2 separate regions of the Homo sapiens genome follow, and region 1 is linked to region 2. A link is an interaction called in ENCODE POLR2A ChIA-PET data of the cell type or tissue named here. Cell type or tissue: MCF 10A. All regions are shown on one strand. Each heading gives the region's core, and the rest is flanking DNA. Links, peaks and the distances in the headings are about the cores only. Region 1 overlaps OAS1 (2'-5'-oligoadenylate synthetase 1). Region 2 has its middle 16 kb from the start of DTX1.

The links. ChIA-PET counts read pairs that join two places held together with the same protein. Peaks named below come from ENCODE experiments on the same cell type or tissue, not always from the same donor. Only the 100,000 strongest peaks of a DNase experiment are listed, where the experiment ranks them.
Region 1: POLR2A ChIA-PET joins it to region 2 with 5 read pairs; 3 of 35 experiments call an interaction of 5 or more read pairs at or near these places.

Annotation. Positions count from the first base shown.
Region 1 is chr12:112,913,658-112,920,267 of GRCh38, forward strand. OAS1 (2'-5'-oligoadenylate synthetase 1) reads left to right here. Exons shown (of 6, transcript NM_016816.4): 4 at 2,852-3,081; 5 at 3,890-4,043; 6 at 5,732-6,246. The coding sequence ends at 5,896. Among named protein-coding and RNA genes, the nearest start is that of OAS1, 10 kb to the left of the region's middle. In MCF 10A, for the core only: no CTCF peak of the experiment used is centred there; a DNase peak (open chromatin) is centred at 2,794.
Region 2 is chr12:113,037,460-113,044,069 of GRCh38, forward strand. No RefSeq gene overlaps it. Among named protein-coding and RNA genes, the nearest start is that of DTX1, 16 kb to the right of the region's middle. In MCF 10A, for the core only: no CTCF peak of the experiment used is centred there; a DNase peak (open chromatin) is centred at 3,462.

The sequences.
Region 1 (6,610 bases), core at 297-5,296, 120 kb before region 2:
TATCCTAAAATTTCTATTTCATATTTTTGTATCTGCCATGGTACTTCTTATGGCTTTTAATTCCCTGCTAACTATTTAAAGTTCTTATTTTATCCTGTGAATATGATATTCCTAGTTATTTTATTTTTAATTTTTATTATTTGTTAATCTTATGTTTTATTTACACTTCTTTTCTGTGACATGAGCACACACAGATTCATGTGTATACATATATGGCTCTGATACCTCTCCTTTCCTGTCCTCATTCAAACCACTGATCACAGAGAGAGGACTATTTTTTTTTATTTTTAATTTTTCTATTTCAATAGGTTTTTGGGGGAACAGGTGGTGTTTGGTTACATGAATAAGTTCTTTAGTGGTGATTTTGGTGCACCCATCACCCAAACAGTGTACATTGTACCCAATGTGTAATCTTTTAACCCTTGCCACACCCCACCCTTTCCCCGCAGTCCGCAAAGTCCCATGTATCATTCTTATGCCTTTGCTTCCTCATAGCTTAGCTCCCACATATGAGTGAGAACATACAATGTTTGGTTTTCCATTCCTGAGTTATTTAATTAAAATAATAGTATCCAATTCCATCCAGGTTGCTGTGAATGCCATTATTTTGTTCCTTTTTATGGTTGAGTAGTATTCCATGGTGTGTTTGTGTGTGTATAACATTTTTCTTTATCCACTCATTGATTGATGGGCATTTGGGCTGGTTCCATATTTTTGCAATTGCAAATTGTGCTGTTATAAACATGTGTGTGCAAGTATCTTTTTTGTATAATGACTTCTTTTCCTCTGGGTAGATACCTAGTAGTGGGATTGCTGGATCAAATGGTAGATCTACTTTTAGTTCTATAAGGAATCTCCACACTGTTTTCCATAGTGGTTGTATGAGTTTACATTCCCACCAATGGTGTAAAAGTGTTCCCTTTTCACCACATCCACACCAACATCTATTATTGTTTGATTTTTTATTATGACCATTCTTGCAGGAGTGAGGTGGTATCACATTGTGGTTTTGATTTGCATTTCCCTGATAATTAGGGATGTTGAGCATTTTTCCATATGCTTGTTGGTATTTGTTTTTTTTTTTTTTTTTTCATTATTATACTTTAAGTTTTAGGGTACATGTGCACAATGTGCAGGTTAGTTACATATGTATACATGTGCCATGCTGGTGTGCTGCACCCATTAACCCGTCATTTAGCATTAGGTATATCTCCTAATGCTATCCCTCCCCAATTCCCCCCACCCCGCTTGTTGGTATTTGTATATCTTCATTTGAGAATTCTCTGTTCATGTCCTTAGCCCACTTTTTGATGAGATTTTTTTTTTCTTGCTGATTCGTTTGAGTTCTTTGTAGATTCTGGATATTAGTTGGATGTATAGATTGTGAAGATTTTCTCCCATTCTGTGGGTTGTCTGTTAACTCTGCTAATTATTTCTTTTGCTTTGCAGAAGCTTTTTAGTTTAATTAAGTCCCATCTATTTATCTTTGTTTTTGTTGCATTTGCTTTTGGGTTCTTGGTCATGAAGTCTTTGCCTAAGCCAATGTGTAGGAGGGTTTTTCCAATATTATCTTCTAGAATCTTTATGGTTTCAGGTCTTAGATTTAAGTATTTGATCGATTTTGAGTTGAATTTTGTATAAGGGGAGAGAGAAGGATTCAGTTTCATTCTTCTACATGCAACTTGCCAATTATCCTAGGACCATTTGTTGAATAGGGTGTCCTTTCCCCATTTTATGTTTTTGTTTGGTTTGTCAAAGATCAGTTGGCTGTAAGTGTTTGGCTTTATTTCTGGGTTATCTATTCTGTTCCATTTGTCTACGTGACTATTTTTATACCAGTACCATGTTGTTTTGGTGACTATGGCCTTACAGTATAGTTTGAAGTCTGATAATGTAATGCCTCCAGATTTGTTCTTTTTACTTAGTCTTGCTTTGGCTATGTGAGCTCTTTTTTGGTGCCATATGAATTTTAGGATTGTTTTTTCTAGTTCTGTGAAGAATGATGGTGGTATTTTGATGGGAATTGCATTGAATTTGTAGATTGTTTTTGGGAGTATGGTCATTTTCACAATATTGATTCTACCCATTCATGAGCATGGGATGTGTTTCCATTTGTTTGTGTCATCTATGATTTTCTTTCAGCAATGTTTTGTAGTTTTCCTTGTAGAGTTCCTAGTTATTTTAAAGTCTGTGTTCGGTCTTTCAGCATTTAAAGTTTGTAGGTTTATTACTATTTCTCTTCTTTCTGTTGGTCATAACTCTTAGTGTTTTGTTTCCTTGTGTGCCTGGTTACATATGTGCTGGTCATTGTATTTGAAAATTATGTGTGAAATAATTTGAGGTTTTGGATTATGTATATTCCTCCAGAAAGAATTTCATTTGCTTCTGTGCATTTCTTAGGAACATTACAAGTCCTTCTTCTCAGTTAATTTTCGTAGTATCTTTATCAGATAGGTGCTATTACAACCACTCACTTAGCAGATGAAAATCATGAGGCTCTGAGAGTCTAAGTCATCTACTTAGAATTGGACAATGGTGAAGCCAGGATTCAAACCCACATCAATAAGAATCCAGCGCTCTTAACAAGGGGCCAGTACACTTTTTTAAAAAATAAAAGGCTAGATAGTAAATATTTTAGACTTTGTGGACTGCACAGCCTCTGTTGCAACTACTCAACCCTGCCTTTGTAGCATGAATGCAGTCATAAACTATACATAAATGAATGAGCCTGGATTCGTTCCAAGGAAACTTTATAAAAACAGGTGGCAGGCTGGATTTGGCCCATGAGAAGTGTAGTTTACACAAAAGTTGAGCAAACCAATTTTTTTCTGATTGTTTTTCCTCTTCTCAGTGTAAGAAGAAGCTTGGGAAGCTGCCACCTCAGTATGCCCTGGAGCTCCTGACGGTCTATGCTTGGGAGCGAGGGAGCATGAAAACACATTTCAACACAGCCCAGGGATTTCGGACGGTCTTGGAATTAGTCATAAACTACCAGCAACTCTGCATCTACTGGACAAAGTATTATGACTTTAAAAACCCCATTATTGAAAAGTACCTGAGAAGGCAGCTCACGAAACCCAGGTATGCTATCCCCACATGGCTTAGCTCCCCTATGTAAATGAACACCTGGATACAGGTACAGTGCCTTGGAAATGGAGGAGGTGGGAGGGCTCCCCACTTAGTGAGAATCTCCTGTTGCCCATCATTGTACTGGGCATTTTACTACTGCCATCTGTTTTAAACACCTACCTCCAACCCTGTGAGGCAGGCACTATGCCAATTATTTTACAGGTGAGTAAACTGAGGTTCTGAGAGGTAAGGAGCTTGTCCAACCCTTAACAGAAAATGAGTAAAATAGCTGCAGTTTGAACTGAAATAAGAACAGCAGCAACAACAATGATAGTAATTGCTCCCAGGTATTGAAAGCTTGTTGTAAGACTAACACATGCTAATATAATAGTAAAAATTATTAGCAATATTACTGATATGTATGTTATGTTCTAGTCGCTGTGCTGAGCATTTCATATAACTGGGCTTTTTCTATCCTCACAGCATAGCCTTTGAGATAGGTATGTGGAACTATTCCCATTTTACAGATAAGAATCCTGAGGCTTAGAGAGTTCAAGTGACCTACCCAAGGGCACATCACTGATAAAGGGCAGAGGTGGGATTCAAACCCACATCTGTCAGGTGCAAGTGCAAGGCTCCTTCTCCTCATGCTCACTGCCTGCTGGGGAATAGGGCACTGGGGACATACCCCAGGGAGCCCTTCCTCATGTTCTGAGTCCCAGTTCATCCCATGCTGCTATTTTGCTCTCCCAGGAGCATCTGGACTCCCTAGACAGAGCCCCAGCTTCTCACCTGTCCCTCTCTAAATGCTGCTCTGCAGGCCTGTGATCCTGGACCCGGCGGACCCTACAGGAAACTTGGGTGGTGGAGACCCAAAGGGTTGGAGGCAGCTGGCACAAGAGGCTGAGGCCTGGCTGAATTACCCATGCTTTAAGAATTGGGATGGGTCCCCAGTGAGCTCCTGGATTCTGCTGGTGAGACCTCCTGCTTCCTCCCTGCCATTCATCCCTGCCCCTCTCCATGAAGCTTGAGACATATAGCTGGAGACCATTCTTTCCAAAGAACTTACCTCTTGCCAAAGGCCATTTATATTCATATAGTGACAGGCTGTGCTCCATATTTTACAGTCATTTTGGTCACAATCGAGGGTTTCTGGAATTTTCACATCCCTTGTCCAGAATTCATTCCCCTAAGAGTAATAATAAATAATCTCTAACACCATTTATTGACTGTCTGCTTCGGGCTCAGGTTCTGTCCTAAGCCCTTTAATATGCACTCTCTCATTAAATAGTCACAACAATCCCATGAGGCATTTTTAAAAATTTTTTATTATTTTAGATTCAGAGGGCACATGTGCCATTTGTTACACAGCTATATTGTGTAATGGTGGGGTTTGGGCCTCTATTGATCCTGTCGCCCAAATAGTGAACAGAGTACCCAAAAAGAATTTTTTCAACCTTTGCCTTTCTCCCTTCCTCCTCCCTGTTGGAGTCCCTAGTGTCTATTGTTCCCATCTTTAGCAGATGTTAAGTATTTGATTTTCTGTTTCTGGGTTAATTCACTTCGGATAATGGCCTCCAGCTGCAACCATGATTTCATTCTTTCTTATGGCTGCATAATACTCCATGGTGTAGATATACCACACTTTCTTTATCCAGTTCACACTGATGGGCACTTAAGTTGATTCCATGACTTTGCTATTGTGAATCGTACTGCGATAAACATACGAGTGCCGGTGTCTTTTGATAGAATGATTTCTTTACCTTTGGGTAGATACCGAGTAGTGGGATTGCTGGGTTGAATGGACATTCTACTTTTAGTTATTTGAAAAGTCCCATGAGGCATGTTTTCTATCATTCCCATCTTACAGATGAGACAAAGGCTCAGAGAGGTGAGGTCACTTGCTCAAGGACATCAGCTAACAAGTGGTGGAAATGGAATTCAAGCTCAGTGGACTCTAAAGCCAGTGCTCATGTCACTGTGCTAAACAGCCTGCCTTGTCACATCCCCACCTCTCATCTGACCAATGGGAGACTCTGAGCAGCTGAGTGACTTGGGTTGTCACACAGCTAAACAGGGGCAAAGGACCCAGTCTTGGATCTTTCCACCTCCAAGCAGGAATCTGTCTGATTCCAGGGGATTGATGATGTTGCAGATGGCTAGGAAGCAGACTCCAGGATGGAATTTAGTATGCAGGATGTTCTGGGGGAGAGCCACTGGAACCAGCACTCAGGGAAAGGGGGGAAGAAAGGATAGGAAGGAAGCATGAAAGAGAATAGGGAGAAGTGAACAGGGATGCAGAGCGAATGCCAGTTTCAGCCAACTCCAAGGACAGCCCTGGAGCTGGAATGGCCTTTAGAGCTGCCCCATGGTGACAGAGGTGGCCAGGCTTCTATACCCCTACGTGGATCACTCACTGTGCTTGGGCACCTTGGGAAAGGGCATGGCTTTGAGCAAAAGGCTCTCTGCAGCTGAGGCAACCCCTAAAAGGGCTGACGGCTGAAGTCTGTCTGCTGACCACTGTCCCAGCAGCTGGGGCTTGTTAGTCCTTCCTCAAAGGGGGATCCAGATGGCATGTCACAGTGTCTACCGTAAATGCTCACTGAATCCAGCTGCAATGCAGGAAGACTCCCTGATGTGATCATGTGTCTCACCCTTTCAGGCTGAAAGCAACAGTGCAGACGATGAGACCGACGATCCCAGGAGGTATCAGAAATATGGTTACATTGGAACACATGAGTACCCTCATTTCTCTCATAGACCCAGCACACTCCAGGCAGCATCCACCCCACAGGCAGAAGAGGACTGGACCTGCACCATCCTCTGAATGCCAGTGCATCTTGGGGGAAAGGGCTCCAGTGTTATCTGGACCAGTTCCTTCATTTTCAGGTGGGACTCTTGATCCAGAGAGGACAAAGCTCCTCAGTGAGCTGGTGTATAATCCAGGACAGAACCCAGGTCTCCTGACTCCTGGCCTTCTATGCCCTCTATCCTATCATAGATAACATTCTCCACAGCCTCACTTCATTCCACCTATTCTCTGAAAATATTCCCTGAGAGAGAACAGAGAGATTTAGATAAGAGAATGAAATTCCAGCCTTGACTTTCTTCTGTGCACCTGATGGGAGGGTAATGTCTAATGTATTATCAATAACAATAAAAATAAAGCAAATACCATTTATTGGGTGTTTATTAACTTCAAGGCACAGAGCCAAGAAGTACAGATGCATATCTAGGGGTATTGTGTGTGTATATACATTGATTCAACAAGAAATATTTATTGAGCACTTACTATGTGCCAAGCATAGCTCTGGGCACTGGGAATATAGCAATGCACAAAAGCAGACAGAAATCCCTGTCCTCATGACCCTGCAGAGCCAAGACTTCCAGAATTTTTTAAATAAAAAAATCCCTGTCCTCATGGAGTTGACATTTGTGCAAAACATCTTAATGTTAGATGGTTTTCCTATTACTAATAATTCTGAAATAAGCATCCTTGATTTATCCTTTCTCCATATCTCTGAGAAAAATTATAGAACCT
Region 2 (6,610 bases), core at 878-5,877:
ACACTGGGTTACATCCCTATCTTATTTTTCACTCATCCAAAGCAAGCTAGGCTCAGCCCTGGGCATCCTGTCCAAAGCAGAGAGAACAAAAGCAGCTCACTCTTAGAGTGTTCTGTGTGCTCAGCTCGAAGTTTTCATTCATCCTCATTGGATCCTTGCCTATGAGGTAGGTATTTTCATCTCCATCTGACCGAGGGGGAAACTGAGGCTCAGAGCAGCTCTCTAACCCAAGGTCACTGCCCAGGTCTTGATCAGGAAGTATTCCCATGCTCACACCCTGGAATCCTCACTGTATAAGATTTGGGACCTCAACTCCGCTGGACGCTGGGGAGCCTCACTGTCTTCTACCTGCCTCCTCCTGCAGGCAACTAAAGGCTCACAGTCCTCCTGCAGTAAACAGTTCAGAAAGGCCCAGAGCCAAGGCAGAAACTTCATTAGCAAACCACATTTCAGGGGCACTATCGGGCCCTGCTGTTTCAAAGCTGCTCTGAGTCCCAATGTCCCTACTGATGGGCAATGCATGCCCCACTGTCCAGCTTGATTTAGAAGACTGAGATGGCCTCCTCCAGGAAGCCAGCAATGCTGCTCACTGCAGGCTGAGTGAAGAGGGATGGCCAGGGAAAAGAAGGAACCTGCTGCGGGCCCTGATCTGGCCCAGGCGAAGGTGACAAGAGCAGCTGCTATTTACCGAGCACTCACTTCCCTTGTGACAAGACCTGAGATAAGGGCCTCATAGCCCTGAATGCCTCCAAACTGCCCTCTAAGTTGAAGACCATTATTCACATTTTACAAATAGGGAAACTGAGGCCCAGGGAAGTTAAGTCCCTTGCCCAAAGAGCCTGCACAAACAAGCAGCCTGGCAGAATTCTACTCTGGGCCCCCTCAATCTCCAAATTCTCAGCTTTTAATTCTTTAACTCTATGGACTCCCAAAAACCTGGTTTTGGGTAGGACACCCTCTAGCTAAGATGTCACTTCGCACAGAGATAAGGTTATAATGGCCATGGGTAATCAAAAACAAAAATATTGACCAGGCACAGTGGCTCATGCCTGTAATCCCAGTACTTTAGGAGGCGGAGGCAAGCAGATCACTTGAGGCCAGGAGTTTGAGACCAACCTAGCCAACATGATGAAACCGTGTCACTACTAAAAATATAAAAATTAGCTGGGGGTGGTGGGGCACATTTGTAATCCCAGCTACTCAGGAGACTGAGGCAAGAGAATCACTTGAACCTGGGAGGTGGAGGTTGCAGTGAACCGAGATCGCACCACTGCACTCCAGCCTGGGTGACAGAGTGATTCTGTCTCAAAAAAAAGAAGGGAAAGAAAGAAAGAAAGAAAGAAAGAAAGAAAGAAAGAAAGAAAGAAAGAAAGAAAGAGAGAGAGAGAGAGAGAGAGAGAAAGAAAGAAAGAAAGAAAGAAAGAAAGAAAGAAAGAAAGAAAGAAAGAGAAAGAAAGAGAGAGAGAGAAAGAGAGAGAAAGAAAGAAAGAAAGAAAGAGAAAGAAAGAAAGAAGGGAGGGAGGGAGGGAGGAAAGAAAGAAAGAAAGAAAGAAAGAAAGAAAGAAAGAAAGAAAGGAGAAAGAAAGAAAGAGCTGTTCTCCCTTGAATGATAAGAAGCCCCCAAAGTCTTCCCACTGAGCCCTGAAGCCGGGGTGCAGCCCCCCCACCCAGGCTGGGTGCCTCCCATTGCAGTCATGCTGATTTAAGACCCAGAGAAAGACCCTCACCAACGGGGGTTACTTTCAGGACTGCCATAACAAAATACATAGACTGGGTGGCTTAGAAACTACAGAAATGTGGTGCTCATAGTTCCAGAGACTGGCAAATACAAGATCAAGGCGTCTGCAGATTTGGTGTCTGATGAAGGCCTTCTTCCTGGTTCATAGGTAGCTGCCTGGTTCATAGGTAGCTGCCTTCTCTCTGTGTCTTCATATGGCTGAAGGGGTAAGGAAGCTTTCCAGGGATCCTTTTATAAGGGCACTAATCCCATTCATGAAGTCCCCACCTGCATGACTTAATCACCTTCTCACATCACCTCCTCACACCATCACACTGTGGGTTAGGAGTTCAATGTATGAATTTAGGGGTTGAGGAGACATAGACATTCAGTCCACTGCACCAGTGCTGCCCAAAGCCTGGCAGATCTCAGCAAGACTCCTCAGCTGCAGGTTGTTAGGGGCACCCCTCTTGAGCTACAATTAATTCAGGCTGTGTTAAAATAACCTGGGCTAGGTGGCTCACCCCTGTAATCCCAGCACTTTGGGAGGCTGAGGCTGGTGGATCACCTGAGGTCAGGAGTTCAAGACCAGCCTGGCCAATATGGCGAAACCCCATCTCTACTAAAAATACAAAAATTAGCCGAGTGTGATGGTGCACGCCTTTAATCCCAGCTACTTGGGAGGCTGAGGCAGGAGAATGGCTTGGACTCAGGAGGCAGAGACTGCAGTGAGCTGAGATTGCGCCACTGCACTCTGGCCTGGGCAACAGAGTGGGACTCCATCTCAAAAAATAAAATAAAATGAAGATCCCAGTCTAATTACTGTAATACTTCAAAGCAGTGATGAGTAAAAGCAATATATTTTGAGACAGCACCAACAAGTGAAATGTAATAGGAAACTATAGGATTCTATTCATGACACAGTCAGACGCTACTCACACCATTGTGGTTTGTTGCCTATGTTCATAGTAGAAGGAAATGCTGTCTTTCAATTCACAGTTAATGAGAATAAAGATATCACTTTCCCCATCCAAGTTCAAAGGAGTCTGTGATCCCCAGGCTGAGAACCCCAGCCAAGAGATTCTTCGCTATCTTCTAGGCTAGGGTTTTGGGATCTGAATGTGTCAGGGTAATGTCTCCTGGGTCCGCCAAATCCTCAATGAATCACCCAGTTCTACCCCCATCCTTCTTTCTCAAGGGTCATCTCCCATCTCAAGATAATCCAGATACAGCCCTTCTACTCTCTGCATCTATGAATTTGACTCTTAGATTTCGCTTACTAGTGAGATCCTGCAGTGTTTTTCTTTTTGTGTTTGGCTTATTTCACTTAGCATAATGTCCTCCAAGTTCATCAAGGTTGTTGTAAATGGCAGAGTTTCCCTTTTTGGAAGGCTGAATAATCTTTGTGTATATACCACGGTTTCGTTATCCATCGTCTGCCATGAACACCTGGGTTGTTTCCGTATCTTGGTTATTGTGAATAATGATGGAATGAGCATTGGAGTGCAGCTGTCTCTAGATATCCAGATTTAGTTTCTCACCCTGAATGTTGAAACCTTAATCTCCTGCAGGGTTTATCCCAGGACCACACCCAGGATTGTCCTAGGCAAGTTCCTGTTCAAGCTTCGAGTTAGTCATCACTTCCTCCCTGAGGCCTCCCTGACTCCATGGTTTGCATTAGTGATTCCTCTGTCCCAGGCTCCACCTCCCCAACCCAGCACTGACCACCTCATCCCTGCCTCCACTGACCTAGTTCCTGGGCTGGAACTGGAGTGAGACTGACATGTGACTTTGGGAGTTAAGGCAATGGAGAGCTGGTGTTGTGAAATGGAGCAGCCCCACCGCTCTCTTGCCCTGCCACAGTGACCCCGAGGCCACGTGCTCTCTCTGGGGAAGGGCTGCCCTCCTCCTTAGAAGAGCGAGAAGCAAGCCTTGATTGTGTTTCGCCACTGCAAGTCCAGGGTTTGTCTGTTGTGGCAGCTGGCATTAAACGCCCTGGCACACTCAGACCTCAAAGCCCAAGCCTAGAAGACAGTGAAGCAACCTGGTAGATGGTAAATGATGAAATATTCTGCTTTTAATAATTTTTTTTGAGACAGAGTCTGGCTCTGTCACCCGGCTAGAGTGTAGTGGTGAGATCTCGGCTCACTGCAACCTCCACCCCCCCCGGGCTCAAGCAATTCTCATGCCTCAGCCTCCCAAGTAGCTGGGACTACAGACGTGCACCACCACACCTGGCTAATTTTTTTATTTTTAGTAAAGACTGGGTTTCACCATGTTGCTCAGGCTGGTCTCGAACTCCTGACCTCAAGTGATCCACCCACCTTGGCCTCCCAAAGTGCTGGGATTACAGGAGTAAGCCACAGCACGCGGCCAATAATGTTTTTGTTTAATTTTTTTTAAGCTAGCTAACATTAACTGAGGTCATTCTGAATTAGGTATTGTTCTAAGAACGCAACAGTCATGAAGTCATTTAATCCTCACACCCTATACCTATGGGACTGGTACCTATTATCTCACTCTCATTTACAGATGAGAAAACAGAGGCACAGAGAGGTGCAGTAACTTATCCAAGGTCACACAGCCACAAAGCATTGAAGCCAGGATTTCAACCCAGACAGTCAGACTCTGGGGCCCACATGCTCACTTCTTAACTAAGAATGGCGGCTGGGCACAATGGCTCATGCCTGTAATCCCAGAAGTTTGGGAGGCTGAGGTGGGCGGATCGCGAGGTCAGGAGATCGAGACCATCATGGCCAACATGGTGAAACCCCGTCTCTACTAAAAATACAAAAATTAGCTGGGTGTGGTGGTGTATGCCTGTAATCCCAGCTATTCTGGAGGCTGAGGTGGGAGAATCGCTTGAATCCGGGAGGCAGAGGTTGCAGTGAGCTGAGATCACGCCACTACACTTCAGCCTGGGTGACATAGCAAGACTGTCTCAAAAAAAAAAAAAAAAAAAAAAGGGCAAGTGCAGGATTCACTAAAATGCTGCCACTGAGGCATGCAACCTCAGACAGAGTTGGTCAATGACTGCAGCCCTGGTGAAGCGGGTGGGGGATTTGGGAGCAAAGGAGCAATGAAGAGGCTCAGAAGGTCTCAGCCAGTCCTCAGCCAGGTAGCCGTGATAGGCTGAATAAGGGCCCCCAAAGATGCGCACATCCTCATCCCCACACCTACACATACGGCAAAGGGGCCTTGCAGATGTGACTAAGGGTCTTGAGATGAGAGATGATCCTGGATGATCCAAGTAAGCCCAGTGTCATCACAAGGGTCTTTATAAGAGGGAGGGTCCTTCTAAGAGGAAGCAGAAGATCAGAGTGAAGAAAAAAGTGACAGCGGAAGCAGGGAAAGGGACTGGAGGGTGCTGCTGGCTGTGAAGATGAAGGTGGGGCCCTGCGCCAAGGAATAAGGGAACTGGAGCAGCCTCTAGGAGCTGGAAGAAGGCAAGGAAAAGGATTCCCCCCGAACCCTCCAGAATGAACCCAGCACCTTGACTTTAGGGCTTCTGGCCTCCGGAAATGTGGGGTAACACACCTGTGCTGTTCTAAGCTGCAAGGTTTGGTCATGTGTTCCATCGGCAAGACGAGACTCATGTGGTGACCTTGGGCAAGGCCTTTTGACTTTCTCACCTCCATTGCCTGGCTATAAAATGAGGAGAGTTGGCCATGCGCGGTGGCTCAAACCTGTAATCCCAGCACTTTGGGAGGCCATGGCGGGTGGATCACTTAAGACCAGGAGTTCAAAACCAGCCTGGCCAACATGGTGAAACCCCATCTCTACTAAAAATACAAAATTAGCCAGGCGTGGTGGCATGTGCCTGTAACGCCAGTTACTCAGGAGGCTGAAGCAGGAGAATCGCTTGAACTCAGGAGGCAGAGATTGCAGTGAGCCAAAACTGCGCCACTGCACTCCAGCCTGGGTGACAGAGCAAGACTCTATCTCAAAAAAAAAAAGAAAAAAGAAGAAAAAAATGAGGAGAGTGGTCCCTGCCTCCCTTGCCTGTGGGGAGACTTAAACAAGTTAATAAATATGTAAAGGTTTGGAAAGTGTGCTATAAAAGAGAATTGAATTTTTAAGTCCATTTCCGCATATCCTTGACCTCTTTCTGGGTGTTAGCTTTGGGACGAAGAGCCCTCCCTGCTTCCTCTCTTCCCCCACCCGCGCCATGCTGGGAAATCTACTGGTGTGTCCTCTGTGGTGTCCCCCTGCAGACTTAGCTTCTAGGTGGACGACAGATGGCTGGCCAGGTGTCAGCCACTTGGCTGGAGGCCAGGCTGGGAGGCCGTGAGACAGGATCAGATTGTCACAACCCAGAGGACAGCAGCTGGTGACGGCCACTTCCTCCACTGCCACTGGGTCACCCCACCTACCTAATAAGGTGAAGTCCCCCAGATAGCCTGTTCATCTTCAAGGGCGCTGGGCAAACCAACCATTAGCCTGACACTAAGAAGACCCAAGTCAACCCTCCACGAGTGCCTTCCTCTATGGGACCTTCATCTCTACTAAGGTTCAGGCGTCCATTTGCTCCCTCCCCAAATATTTAAACAGCATTAATTATGCACCAACACTGTTGGTTGCCTACCTAGCAGTCATTCCTCCTTTTTACCTTGCCCCCCAAATTCCACCCAGTCCCAGGGGATGTCTTGCTTGGTCTAAGCCAATCCTGGCATCCTGTGCCTCCTTGCCAGTGCACGGTCAGGAGGGACATGTGACCCAGTCTGGCCAATTAAACATAAAGAGAATTCTGCTAAGAGATTCTAGGAAGACTGTCTTTCTATTAAGAGAGAGATGCAGCCAGGCTTATACCTGTAATCCCAACGCTTTGGGAGGTCAAGGCAGGAGGATTGCTTGAGGCCAGAAGTTCCAGACCAGCCTGAGCAATATAGCCAC